2 separate regions of the Homo sapiens genome follow, and region 1 is linked to region 2. A link is a contact called in ENCODE Hi-C or POLR2A ChIA-PET data. All regions are on one chromosome and are shown on one strand. The core of a region is the stretch at or near the end of the contact, and the rest is flanking DNA. Distances in the headings are between cores, read along the strand shown. Region 1 has its middle 22 kb from the start of LINC01395. Region 2 holds the start of BARX2 (BARX homeobox 2).

What was found. A loop is a pair of places that touch in the nucleus more often than their neighbours do. ChIA-PET counts read pairs that join two places held with the same protein, here RNA polymerase II (POLR2A). Pooled maps may share reads with other maps.
Region 1: a pooled map shows a loop between it and region 2 (7-fold over the local background). The contact joins the enhancer-like site here to the promoter of BARX2 in region 2. A Hi-C loop is called at or near these places in 2 of 168 maps with a recorded cell type or tissue (PC-3 and PC-9) and 12 of 50 pooled maps. POLR2A ChIA-PET finds 5 or more read pairs at or near these places in 3 of 52 experiments (MCF 10A and activated naive CD4-positive, alpha-beta T cell).

What each region holds. Positions count from the first base shown.
Region 1 is chr11:129,636,269-129,642,799 of GRCh38, forward strand. No RefSeq gene overlaps it. Among named protein-coding and RNA genes, the nearest start is that of LINC01395, 22 kb to the left of the region's middle. RefSeq lists an enhancer at 2,912-4,111. Within about 2 kb of position 1,388, at least 3 of the 41 ENCODE cell types and tissues checked have a DNase peak (open chromatin) inside an H3K27ac peak, as active enhancers do; they include PC-3 and PC-9, where a contact is called at or near this core.
Region 2 is chr11:129,372,380-129,378,986 of GRCh38, forward strand. BARX2 (BARX homeobox 2) reads left to right here and starts at 3,469. Exons shown (of 4, transcript NM_003658.5): 1 at 3,469-3,843. The coding sequence starts at 3,657.

The DNA.
Region 1 (6,531 bases), core at 138-2,637, 260 kb after region 2:
ATATTAGGTAGAGGCCATTTTTGCATATTATTGAAATATATAATTGTGTCATAGTGTTTCGGTTCATAGCAATAGTAGCAAAGCATTTATTATTATCTCTTTTTCTTTCTTTACAGAAAGCCTCTCAAATTTTTAGTATAACCCTGTTACAGAAAAACTCTTCATTATTTATGATTATGACCAATTTTTATTATTTTAAAAACACGTAAGTAATAAGTCACACTAAATATAGAATAATTTATGAGTTTGCAAATTACTGGGCATTCCATTTTCTTGTTTCTGCATCACAAAAATTAATATCCGTCAGGAATTTGGAAGCAGTGGCCAGTACTAAGACAACCACAGTGGAAATGAAGAGGGAAGAAAAAACTAAAGAGGTATTTAAGAGATAGGATCGCCAGGATTTACTGGCTGACGAGATGTGAGGAATAGGAGAGAAAGAGGAATCTAGACTAGCTCCTAAGCATCTGGTTTTGTTGACTTGGTTGGTACAGGTTTCAGGAAAAAAGGCTGGGGGTGGTAGCAATAGTAGTAGTAGTGGTAATGTTGCTCTTTTGAAATCCATTCTTGATCCTACAGCCAGAGGGATGGTAGCGAGGGGCCTTAGCTCAGCTGAGATTGTCACAGCACATAAAGTTTAAGGAGCCCGGGTTACTTGGCCGGGGATGTCCTCGGGTGTTTGGAGCTCAGCGCAGGGGTTTGTTCAGGAGTGGGAGGCTTGACATTCATCCACAAATAGACGGGAGTTACAATCACGGACATGTCAGTATTTGTTTCCAACTATTTCAGACTTGTTTAACAGATCTCAAGTGTAACAGAAAAGGTGGGTGTTTAGGAGCAATATGGGATAATTATTTTACAGCTTTCTCAGCCTTACCCATTATCTTAGTCATTTTGGCAAACAAAACGTGACAGCTGGTTGTGGCTTTTACCCTCTAGAACTTCCACAGCTACAGATATACATACTGTAAAAAGTAAAGGAGAAATGCCTTCTGTTTTTACTTTAGCTTGAAACCAAAATTTTAGTGAGAAGGAGAAATCTTCTTCTTTCCCCACTCCATTTTCCTTTAGTTACAACAACATTTACACACACACACAGGGAAAAATTATGAAAATAAGTTAAATCAAGTAGAAAAAATACAGTACAGATATGACAAGAGATGAAGAGAGCCCAGCAGAACCACTCTGTCACATTAATACAAAACAGTCAACTTGTGTGACACAAGGACCTCATCCTAATGATTTTTTAAAACTTGAGGCTTCGTGGCCTGTTCTGGTCCATACACTACAGAGCTTAGAGGTAAAGTTGAAGGCTCTAGAGTTGACCGAATTGAGGTTTGAATCCCAACTTCACTGTTCCGGGCTATGTGACCTTAGGTGAGCTATGCAATCCCTCTAAGCTTCAGTTTCTGTATATGTGAAATGAGTCATCCTTGACTTCTCCCATTCTCTAACCTCTCTGTCAGTCATCGACTAAACATTTCTTGTATCTGCTAACTTCTCTCCATCCCCACTGCCATGTCCAAGTTATGGACATCTCGTATGTGGACTGTTACAACACTCTCTAGTTGTTCTCCCCACATCCACGTTGCTCACTGAAATCCATTCTTGAACCTACAGCCAGAGGCATCATTTGAAATCATAAACCTGATCATATCATTCTGCTACTTAAAACCCTGCGATATCTCCCCATTGCCTGTGGAGTTTACCACCACTACCACCTGACAATGGGGTGCCTACCAGAACAGTCTCTGAGCTCCCTCTTCAACCTCCATCTCCTCTACCCCATGCACCTTGACCATTAACCTCCTTTCATCCTTCAAGTCTCAGCTTAGAAGCCACTTTCTCAGGAAGTCTTTTTTCCTCCCCACCCCACACCCTACTTCCTGCCTCTAGGTGTTCCTACAACACGATGTACTTCTCTCATCATGACACGCATCACACTCAATGACAGTTGGCTATTCACTTGTCCATATTCCCAAGTAGAGCATAAGCACCTCAAGAGCAGTTACCCGTTTATCTTGTTCTTGTTGCATCCTCCACCATTTAGCACAGTACTTGGGGTAGAAAGTGCTCAAAAATATTTGTTGCATGAATAAATAAGTGAATCAAACTTCTAATTTCCTGTTTCTAGCTGGGATGTGTTCTTTCATCCTGGCCTTACTTCCTGCTTGCTGTGCTCACTTCATGCTTGGTACTAATCGTGTGATACCGAATCTAGATTCCTAGTTGTTATATATATATCATATATATTTACAGATTAAATATAATATGTACATAATAGATAAATTATAATTACATAAACTTAATATTTAATATATTTAATTGATTGTTCTATAATTGATTGATTATTTGAATGACTTTTATTTATTCATTCTTCCATTTGATCAGCCTTTGACCATCTTATTTTTATAGTAACCATAGCCCACTGGCAGTTTATTTTAATCTATGATTTATGCATTCTACCTTTTCTAATTTTTTATTAATTTTTAAATAATTACTTCTTATATCAGCCACGTTTTTATCAGGAAAATAGAAGCCACTCTGTGTCTTCCAAATATTAATAGTTTTAGACAAGAAAGTGAAGCTTCTGCAACTGTTAGGGAAGCAAAGGTCAAGGAGGCCATTGTTAACACTCTGCTTGGAGCACTGAAGCACACGATTCCCAGGAGCTCACCTGGAAAACTGCAAAACTTGTGAGTCGAGAGATGCTCTAGACATCTATCCCCTCTCGTAGCACAAAAGGCAATTCTCCAAAAGTTCATCTGAAAGCTGCTTTGAACCTTACATCTCTCCATGCGTGTGCCTACAACTGCCACTGGAGAATACTGGCCTTGCCTTCCTCCTTCCTCATACAAGTGCGTCTTCCTGGATGGTCTCTCCTGAACCTCACAGAGAAGAGAATTCTGCAAATTACAACTACAGTCCTGATTTCTCTTCCATGGAGCAGGGAGACATTAGAAGGGGTGGCAGGGATGTTCAGTTGACAACAAATAGCTCCACACACTTGTTCTACGCTCACTGAAAACAGTTATATTAATGACATTGATGACAATAAGCTTAATAAATATTTTGTTTGTCCACTGGGTACCAATGCCCACTTTCCTGTAAAATAACAAAAACTAAATGGTAATGCCCATTCAGTATGGTGCATACAATGAACGTTATGACTGACGCTGAGCTGTCTGCATTACTGTTTTATGACTCTTAAGTGGATAGATGAGTCACATCCTTGTGTCCTACACACAACCCATTAAAAGCAACAGGCCTCTGCAGACCTGGGGAAAAACAAGGCAGTCTTGCACTCTTAGATTTCATTCCTGGCAAAGGTGCTATAAGTCAAAATGATGTAAGCTGAATCAGATTTTCCAGTAGAAACTAAGCCACATTCATTACCAACAGCTTAAAGACCAACCTCTTTATAGAAAATGACCACAGACGTCACAATTAGCTAAATGCAAATGGTATATCTGTAAACAAGTCAATGTAAGCCTTTACAAAACATATAGATACCGAACAGGGCAATACAGAAGTCAACCACCGGATTATAATCGCTATTTAAAATGCTGATATCTTCTAATGATTTTTGTTATATTTACCAAAATGAATAGCATTTGTTCAGGGACTCTTTGGGCACATTCTGAGAGTAATCTTTAAAAAGATCTGTGAGGAAAATTAGGAATGTGCGATATGTTTTGAGAAATAAATCCAGGGATGTGTGCTCCTTAGTGTCCGTCTGCTTATAGTCCCCAAATGTACAAAGCAAAGAATAATTGGCCATTGGGTTTTGCTTTCTGAACTGCTGGCACATAAGTACTAGCTACTTACTACCTTATACCTAAAAATTGCTTTTAAAATGCACAACTTAACCTCCATTTTCACTGAAATTTCTGACATTTTATCCCCTATTACACTATTACAAAGTGTCAGGAGCTCTCAGTTCCTGACCTAGAACAGAAGCCAGGTCCACTAATATATATCAGTGGGTCTGACTCATTAGACTGATTATAAAGGTTGATTTGATTCTGACTCCAGAAATAATTCTTTTGCAGCAGTAGTAGAATTGAATCCTCTAATGGAAAAATGTTACTTTCCAATTAAAAAAAAAAAGACTCCGAAAGAGTGACTATTCAGAATACTTGTAAGTTAAAAGCACTTTCTTTTCCCCCATAAGTGTACTGGAATGTAGAGATCCAAATTCACAGTCTTCTCTGAAAGTCATTATTTTGCTCTAAACCTTTCTGGGATTTCTGTGTGTGAACTGCCTTTTAAATCATCATAATCCAGGTGATGTGATCTATGTCAATCACTTTATGTTCACAAGACAGTTTTCATTTGTCCACGGCCTTTTTTTTCTTCCTCGGTCCCTCTCTTCTCTCCTCCACTTAATCTGCCGGAAATCCAGATCTTCCTTCTCTGTTACCTTCATGCTGGAGCCAGACAGGAGACATTCTTAAGTGCTGGGAGTGGGTACTGGAGCAGGGATAGTGGAGCCCAACCGAGGCTACCTGGGCAGGAAGGAGCACATCATCAGGAAGCAAACTCCAGGCCACGTATACAAAGCATCGCACTCAGAGGATGTCTGTATTCCCAAAGTCATGGACCAGGCAAGTTTTACCAAGTCTCTGGGAACATCCGTGTTCCCATCTGTGAAATGAGTGAGTGGGAGGAGTTAACCTTTCTTCCTTCTCTAACATTGTCTGGCTGTATGGTGTGTATTGTTTGCCTGCTGAAAGAATACAGTAGATATAACTTACTAAACCACTAAAATGGAAATAGTTGCCAGTGGCCGGTGCAAATTTAGATAGAGCAAATTTAACATGTTCGTTTAAATTCTAATACCATATGCAAAGGTGAAGAGACTGGGTGTAATCAGATGCATCCTAGGAAGTGGAATTTCCAGAGACATCTGAATAATGAGAGAAAGAGAGTGAACTTGGCAGTGCCTTAATTCAAGTGGCCAAGTACTGTACGGTTCTGGAAAATGCTGGTCCTCGTTATGTGAGCTCTTCCCATATGCCTTTGACTTCCCCCTGCACCACCTGCCTCCTCCCAAATGCCCTGCTACTCCCTGTTGACCTCCTGGGATTCTCTCCAGCGTGGAACCTTTCCTAACCGACTGGCTACACATTGTGACTTTTCCTGCTGAGAGCACTGGTCAGGTTCTAAACCCATAACCCTTGACCCCCCCCAAGTACACTAAAAGCCATTAACCTGAGGCCAAGATGTAATCTCAATATTTGATTCAATTCTCTTGAAAGCTGCCCACAATTTCCCATTATCAATGTATGCTGTTTAATTTAGATTATAGGCTCTTAGAGGGAAGGGACCACATTTGTGTATTTCGTCTGATTTGGCGCTGAATTTCTGCATTTAGCAGGTAATCTTTGGATTAACTCTCAAGAGAAAAGATGGCCTCGGGCTTAATAAAAGTTGATCCCAGCTCATATCATGTTCCAAAATTACAGTTGACAGATGATCACCACAGACGTTCCTGCTGTCATACTCTGTAAATGTAAGGAGGACCAAGGTCACCTGTGGACGGGTGGGTGGAGCTGCCTGCCCAGGGTTGTAGTCCAGGCTCCTCTGTTGGAGCTGTTCTTCATGGTTTTCCTCAGAAGAAATAGGGCATCCGCCTGTATTCATATGGGTCTTCCTTCCCAGCTTTGGCTGTGCTTTGGAGATTCTTCAGAAAGGGATGAACCCAATCACCTCTCCTGTCTGAGAAGCTGAGGGATGTACTAACCTGCTGGGGATGGATGAGTGGGTAGATAGATGGAGCTAGCAGGAGACCTCTGTCATTTAGGCCAACCCCTTCATTTTATAGGAAACTGGAATCCAGAGACAAGTAGTGACATGCTCTCTTATGCTACTGAGAGTCTCACTGTTTGAATTCCATGTGATCTTTTGTGCTTCTGCTAGAAATACAGTTAGGTTAATTCTTAAACAACTTTCCTTCCAGAATCCTAGAGAGCCAAGGAACTGTAGGACCACTGTTACTAACCCCAGAGCCACTAGTACCAGTCCCACCTCCAAAGTCCCAAGAAATTAAGTAAGCAAATAAACACACAAGTACATTTCAGCTAAACAGATAATCACAAGGTATATCTTTTAAATTCCCAGGCTGATGAGGTCGTTAAATAATCTAGAAGGAAGAAACTAAGCCAAAACAAATACTATAAAATACAACTGGAATAACTGACTAAGAAAGATAAAAGAATCCCAGATTTCATATCCATAAAACCCAGATGAGTATCTCATTGATGTAAACAAAGTATGTGTGTGTGTGTGTGTGTGTGTGTGTGTGTGTGTGTGTGTGTGTGTAGATAGATAGATCCTCTTCTATAGGTGTTTTGAGTCACCACTAGAAAGAATACATGTGGCCACTTTGGGAGGCCGACGCAGGAGGATCACAAGGTCAGGAGATCGAGACCATCCTGGCTAACACGGTGAAACCCCGTCTCTATTAAAAATACAAAAAATTAGCCAGGTGTGGTGGCGGGTGCCTGTAGTCCCAGCTACTCGGGAGGC
Region 2 (6,607 bases), core at 2,219-4,718:
AGCTTAGGGAGCAAAAGAGAGCGCAAGGCTCTAGACTCCAAGATCGGGCATCTCTCCCTCTCCACTGCACAGGGGACTTGTGCCCGCAGACCCCTTCTGAGATTTCTTGCCTCTGTAGCGCGAAATAGAAAAGATGGAAAATCCAAGGAGGTGAATTGGAATTTTTACTTCTTCACCTATTAAAACACTGCAGATTTCAAATCAAAGAACTCGTCTGCGGGAGTGTCTGGATTTTGTGAGTTTTGTGCCTGTGGCCGAGTGGAAGCGGAGAGGAGTGAGAGCGCTGGGCGACGCGGCCAGCCAAGGCGAGGCCGGTCCCTCCCGGGCTTGGGCTCTGTCCCTGCGCGTGAGCCGCCTGCAGCCTTCCGAGGGGCAGCACCGCGACCAGGAACACGCGAACGCGAGTCCAGACCCGGGTTTGGAAAAAGGGAAGAAGGAGAGGAGGAGAAGGGAAGTTAAAAAGAGAGAGAGAAAACAAGGATGAACGATGGGGAGAAGGGAGGGCAGAAGAGAGAAAACAGAAGCGGGAAATTCGACAGAGGAGGAGAGGCCCAAAGGGCGGGGAGCAATGCGGGGAAGGGAGAAGTGGGAGGGAAGAAGAGGAGAGGAGTCAGTGGCGGTGGAAGGAAGGGGAAGAACCAGAGAGAAGAAAAGAGGTTAAGGAAAAGAAGAGCAATGCAAAGTCGGGGCCCCGAATAGTGCCGCATTCTGTGGGCACACGCCGGGCAGATAGAAAGTATAGACGCGACGCGCTCGGCCCCTCGTCGGGCGTCGGGTCCTGGTGCTGTCGCTCAGGTGCTGGTCCCCAGCTCCAAGCCCGCCTCGTAGTCGGCGCTGCGGGTGAGATCGCCCGCAAGCACTCAGTTTACTGGCGGCTGCCTACCAGCGGCTCACTTTCCTCGGGGCGCCTAAAGCTCCCCGCCCGGCATTGCCCCGGGAGCGAACGCTGAGCCCCTGGGACCCAGCCCCGACTCGGCGCAGCGGTTTCCCTCTCGGCTTGCGCCCGGGAGAACCCCCTCCGTCGTGGCGTCGGACGGCGATGCCAGGGCTGAGCGGTGAGCTGTCCCGGGTCCCGCGCTTTGACCGCGGACCAGCCTCAGGGTCCCGCCGCGGAAGCAGGGGGCGCGCCTGGGGCCAGCCTGTAGACCCCAGAGTCCGGCGGCAGGACCCCCGGCGCCACCCGGACACCTGGCAGCAGTTCTCGCCTGCCCTGCAGCCGCCTCTGCATGGAGAAAGAGAATGAAAGAAAACAATTCTAGATGGAGAGGAGGGGAGGGGAGGCCAGTTTGCAAATACTTCGGGAATGAAGTTCCTCAAAGACGCGTTGCGGGCCTTGTCTAATGCTAGGCTGTGACTTGGCCTCTTAACATCTATTTTCTCACGCCTGTAATCCCAGCACTTTGGGAGGCGAAGCGGGTGAATCACGAGGTCAGGAGTTCAAGACCAGCCTGGCCAAGATGGTGAAACCTGGTCTCTACTAAAAAATACAAAAGTTAGCCGGGCGCGGTGACAGGCGCCTGTAATCCCAGCTTCTCGGGAGACTGAGGCAGGAGAATCGCTTGAACCTGGGGGGCAGAGGTTGCAATGAGGCGAGATCACGCCACTGCACTCCAGCCTGGGCGACAGAGTGAGGCTCGGTCTCAAAAAAAAAAGAAAAAATCTATTTTCTCTAACAGCCTAATGATTAGTCCTCTGGGCGTGTCCCTCCCTCCTAGTTTAATCACCGGCCCAGGCGCCCTCATTTACTTGCTTCCGCGGCCACCAGGGCCCCCTGGGCAAGCAGCTCCGCAGAGAGCCCGCCGGCACTCGCGGACGCTTCTAGGCTGGGAGCGGGGAGGAAATGTCACCGGCCCCAAACTCGGCCCTAGGGAAGGCCATCCGCGTCTATACTTCTCAGTGTCCCTGTCGTGCGTTTTCCTTCCAACCCCATGCACACTCATTCCAACATAAAGTCGTGGAAACGGGCGTGCACTGGGCTGTTCCCGCCGAACACCGGGCGCGACTCAGGCTGCCGGAGGCTTCCCGGGCGCGGAGGCTCGGCGGGGTCCCCTTTACGCAGCAATTCCAATGAACAACTAAAGTCCGTACAGATTTTGATTGGAACAGACCCTAAGACTAAGAGCCTGGAAAGAAAAAGGCAAATCACCCAATAAACGCCTGTCTTCGCGACTCTCTAACCCGGTCGTATCGCGAGGGATCCGGATATTGAAAGCCCCTTTGCCGGAAGACTCGGGCGCTGGGAGAAGCCCGCATGGGACAGGCTGCCCCAGTGCCCGCCGGCTCCCTAGAATCGTGCAGCTCTGACCCTTTCCAACGAGGAAAAAATGTTTTTATAAACAATGTTTTAAAAAAAACCGCACACTTTTTTAAAAAGTCAGAATCTCGCTCTTGTCGCCCAGGCTGGAGTGCAGTGACGAGATCCCGGCTCACTGCAGCCGCGAACTCCTGGGCTCAAGATTTCCTCCTGCCTAAACCTCTCCAATAGCTGGGACTACAGGTTTCCTCTTGCCTCAACCTCTCCAGTAGCTGGGACTACAGGCGTGCACCACCATGCCTGTTTTTAATTTTTCTTTTGTAAAGACAGGGTCTCCCTATATTGACCAGGCTGGTCTCGAACCTCTGACCTCAAGCTATCGTCTCACGTCGGCCTCCCAAATGTTGGGATTACAGGCTTGAGCCACCGCGCCCGGCGATAACTCACACTTTTATTAGTTTTTCTTTTCTTATCTTTTTTTTTTTCTCAGTTTTTTATGAGGGTAACGGACGGGGCCAGGGTCATTTATGATTTGGGATCTTGGGGCAGTCAAGTTTGCAACTTCAGCTCAAAAGTCTTACGCTCGGAGCGCGCAGGCTCAGCGCGGGCTGCGAGACTGCGAGTGGAGGGCTTGGGAAGCCGCGGTCTTCGGGAAACCGTCCACGCGGGGAAGGAGAAAGGCACGGTGGGTCCTCGGGGGCACTGGCTCTGTGGCCCGAAGTCCCGGGAGCCTAGTGAGGACTAGACTTCTTTCTAGTAAGAGACCTGAACGTGCCCTCCCGCTGGGCTGCGGACACTGGGAGCCGGGCCGGCGGGTGGCAGGACAGGCAGTAAGGTGCTCATGGGGAACACTGCCCCGGGGAGCTACCGGCCTGGGCCTTGGCCGCGGGCTGGGGCGGTGCGCGCTCCCCGCACCGCGCGCACACTCCTGCACACACACCTGGAGCGCGTCCCGGGGGGGAGGGGGAGGAGAGCCAAAACGAGCGTCTTAAAATAGAGAGCCAGGCAGAGGAGCGCGAGACACCAGAGCGGGAGGCAGCGACTGAGAGCCGCCGGGCACTAGGCGCGCAGGTCGGCGCCGGAGTGGCACGGGCGGGCGGGGGCGGGGTGGGCGCGGACGCCCCTCAGCACACACTCCGCACCCGGCCCTGCAGGAAGCTCGCGCTGATTGACAGCTGCGTTGTCCCAAAAAGGCTCAGCGAAGATGCTGATCTGCGGGTGGGTCTAGACGCGCGGCAGGCGCGCCCGCTACCCGCTCTCCTCCGCGCGCCACCCGAGCCCCGCCGCCTCCCCAGCTGCCGGGAGCGGGGCCCAGGCCCCGCCGTCGCGCCAGCCCCGCGGCCCCAGCGGGCCGGGCACTCGCAGCCGCGCTCGGGCCGGCGGACGCTCGCGCCGGCTCACCATGCACTGCCACGCCGAGCTGAGGCTGAGCTCGCCCGGCCAGCTCAAAGCAGCCAGGCGGCGCTACAAGACTTTCATGATCGACGAGATCCTCTCCAAGGAGACCTGCGATTACTTTGAGAAACTTTCCCTCTACTCCGTGTGCCCGTCGCTGGTCGTGCGACCCAAGCCCCTGCATTCCTGTACGGGTAAGACGCTCCGCTAGGGGATAAGTGGGGTTCGGTAGCTTTCACGTCCGTGTAGGTGGCCTGTGCTTTGCGATCCGAGGGCGAGAGGAAGGGTTAAGTTAAGGGATTCTTTTCCTGCGCCTCAGCAAGCGGTGGGCATTGCAAAGGCATCTGCGACGTGGCCGGGAAGGACCACGCAAGGTGTGGATGGCACGAGTGGAAATAAAGGCGGCAGGGCCTTAGGAGTGGGCTGCTCGCGCAACGCCTGATTGTCCTGCTCGGAGGAGAACGCTTCCTCGTTTCCTGCTGAAAGTTCAAACACTTGAGCAGGTTCAGCGTCTAAATCGTTGTTTCAGGAAGTGGTGGTGTGTGTGAATTTCAAACTTGAGCTTGGCGGCCTTGCATCTCACCTTGAGTTAACTTGTCCAGCCTCCTACTGTCTCCACTGTGAATTTTGCAAGTAAATCAGTATCCTGAGGTTCTCAACAAAATCTCGAATTCACTGAGCTTTGCTTACAATGATCGCCCTCTGAGAAAGTAGTTCTGAAGTACATTGTCTTTGTGGCACAAGCCGAAAAGGTCACCCTCGTTTGTCTTAAGTCAAGCCGAAAAGGTCACCCTCGTTTGTCTTAAGTGACCAAAACCAGCAATGGTAACAATGAAAACATTACTCACACCTGGTTTTCTCTCTTCACGGGAGGTAAGAGCAATAGTAAAGATAAAGAGAACTTAATACATATATTGAAAACGTAGTAGAGTTTCTATCGAAAATAAATCCAAGGTACTTTTAAAATTTTGAATGCATTAAGAGAAGATCCAAGTTTCAAAGTATCTCGGCATTGTTAGGATTTAGGTTATGGAACATGGGTATAATAAAACGAAAAAGAAGTAGGAGCACTTTTTATCAGAAAAAAGTTATTGAGTGTGCTTTCCATTAAAGGTAAGCATAAAGTATTTCCAAACCAAAAGAACCTTTGAGATTGTTAGTTGCATGAGAGGCATGAGATAAATTAAATTACACTTAAAATGAAAAAATGAAGGGCCAACAGTTTTGGAAGATATTTTTTGGAACATTTGAGTTGTTAATGCTCAATGCGTGGAATCCTGTATTTTCTCTTGGTTCCATTGATAGTCCCTATATGACAATCAGTAAACATATGATAAATACATACAGTGAAGTTCTTTTAAAACCAAATTGTTCCTACATGTATTTGGTTGTAAAATGTATACTGTATTCAGTTATGCCTTTTTAAAGTTAATTTGTCTGTAAGGTAGAATTAGGCCTGATGTCCCATAACAAGCCTTGTAATACTGAATTTTTAAAACCAAGAAATATATGAAACAAGGAACAAATAAGAAATTTTAGAAACAAGATAGATCTCCTGAGAACTGATATTTTTACATTTGTGTATAGGTGGTTGTGGACCCTTGGACACATACATACTGAATAGGGGTGATAAGTTGAATATTGTTTTGAGCACAAATCATCCTTTGTTATAATAACTCAATTCCCTTCGAGGAAAAAGAGAGGATCTGTTTCAGTCATTAACATTGCGTATGGGACATTCCCAGGACAAAACAGAACAACTTCTAAGCACCTAGGTAGAGCCTAGTGCCGGCAGAATTTTCAGTGACTTTGTGCTGTGTTGACTTGAAGGCAGCTTTTCCTGGCTTATAGGAGTCACAGAATTGGATCATAGAAGAAAACGTGGCAGAAGAGGAGTAATAAATAGCTGCAGAGAATAGTCATTCAGTCAGAGGTGGCTGAGTAAGTGTCGTGTTTTATTGAACCTTGTGTGGGAAATAAATCAGAGGAAAAAAAAATGATTCATATGTAGTTTTGTGAGTGTTATAAGTGAAATGCACGTATTTCACAGACTTAAGTGTTGCTCAGTCTTGTGCTTTTCGAAGTTCACTGATGGTTCGTGGTAGAGGGTGGCTGTTGGCAATGGTTTTCTGGCTCCGTTATTCCAGTACTTTCTTCTTTCGGATTGTTAGTTGAAAATGTGTCGTTATTTTGCTCTAGTTGAGAATTAAAATATAGAAACTGGGATTTGCTGGTGGAATTAAACCCATAAAAACTGGCTACAATAGTTCATACTTTCAGATCATAAGCCTTCAGTGGGTTTACAGTTACAGTTAAAGCCTTACATGTATTAGATCATGGGAATCCCATTAGTGTCTTCTCAGGGGTTTTGCAAATACCATACTTTCAAAGCATTTTTGTTTTTAACAGTTAAGGTCAGGACAAAAATCTTTGATTAGATGAATGTAATCTTTTTTCTTATTAATTAAAAACAACAACAATAAGTTGCTGGCATCCCAAAGGACACTGTAATTTTCTTCTTTTCTTTTCTTTTTCTTTTTTTTTTTTTTTTTTTTGCTAGATGGAACTAAATGTTGAGCACTGGTGGTGGAAGCAATGCATAAAAAGTTCAAGTGAAAGGCATACATTGGAATTAAAGTTACTGAACTTTCTCAGCCTTTCATTTGCTGATTTAAGATTTAAAGACGTGTAACAGAAGTGAACTGTGTCAGGTAAAATAATGAAAACTAAGAGAAAAAAAAGGCCTCAAAATTAAAAAGTTACCAGCATGTACAATAAGTGCATAAAATTGGGATGGAAAGAAAACTACAGCATTAAAAAAAAAAAAAACACTGCATAATGAAACAGTTCATGCTCTGTGGATTTAGTAACCTAAAGGTCAATTTATGGTACCAAATATCAGGCAGAATAGCATGTATTCAAGCAAACTGAGAAATGGGAATAGTTTTCATCTCAGGC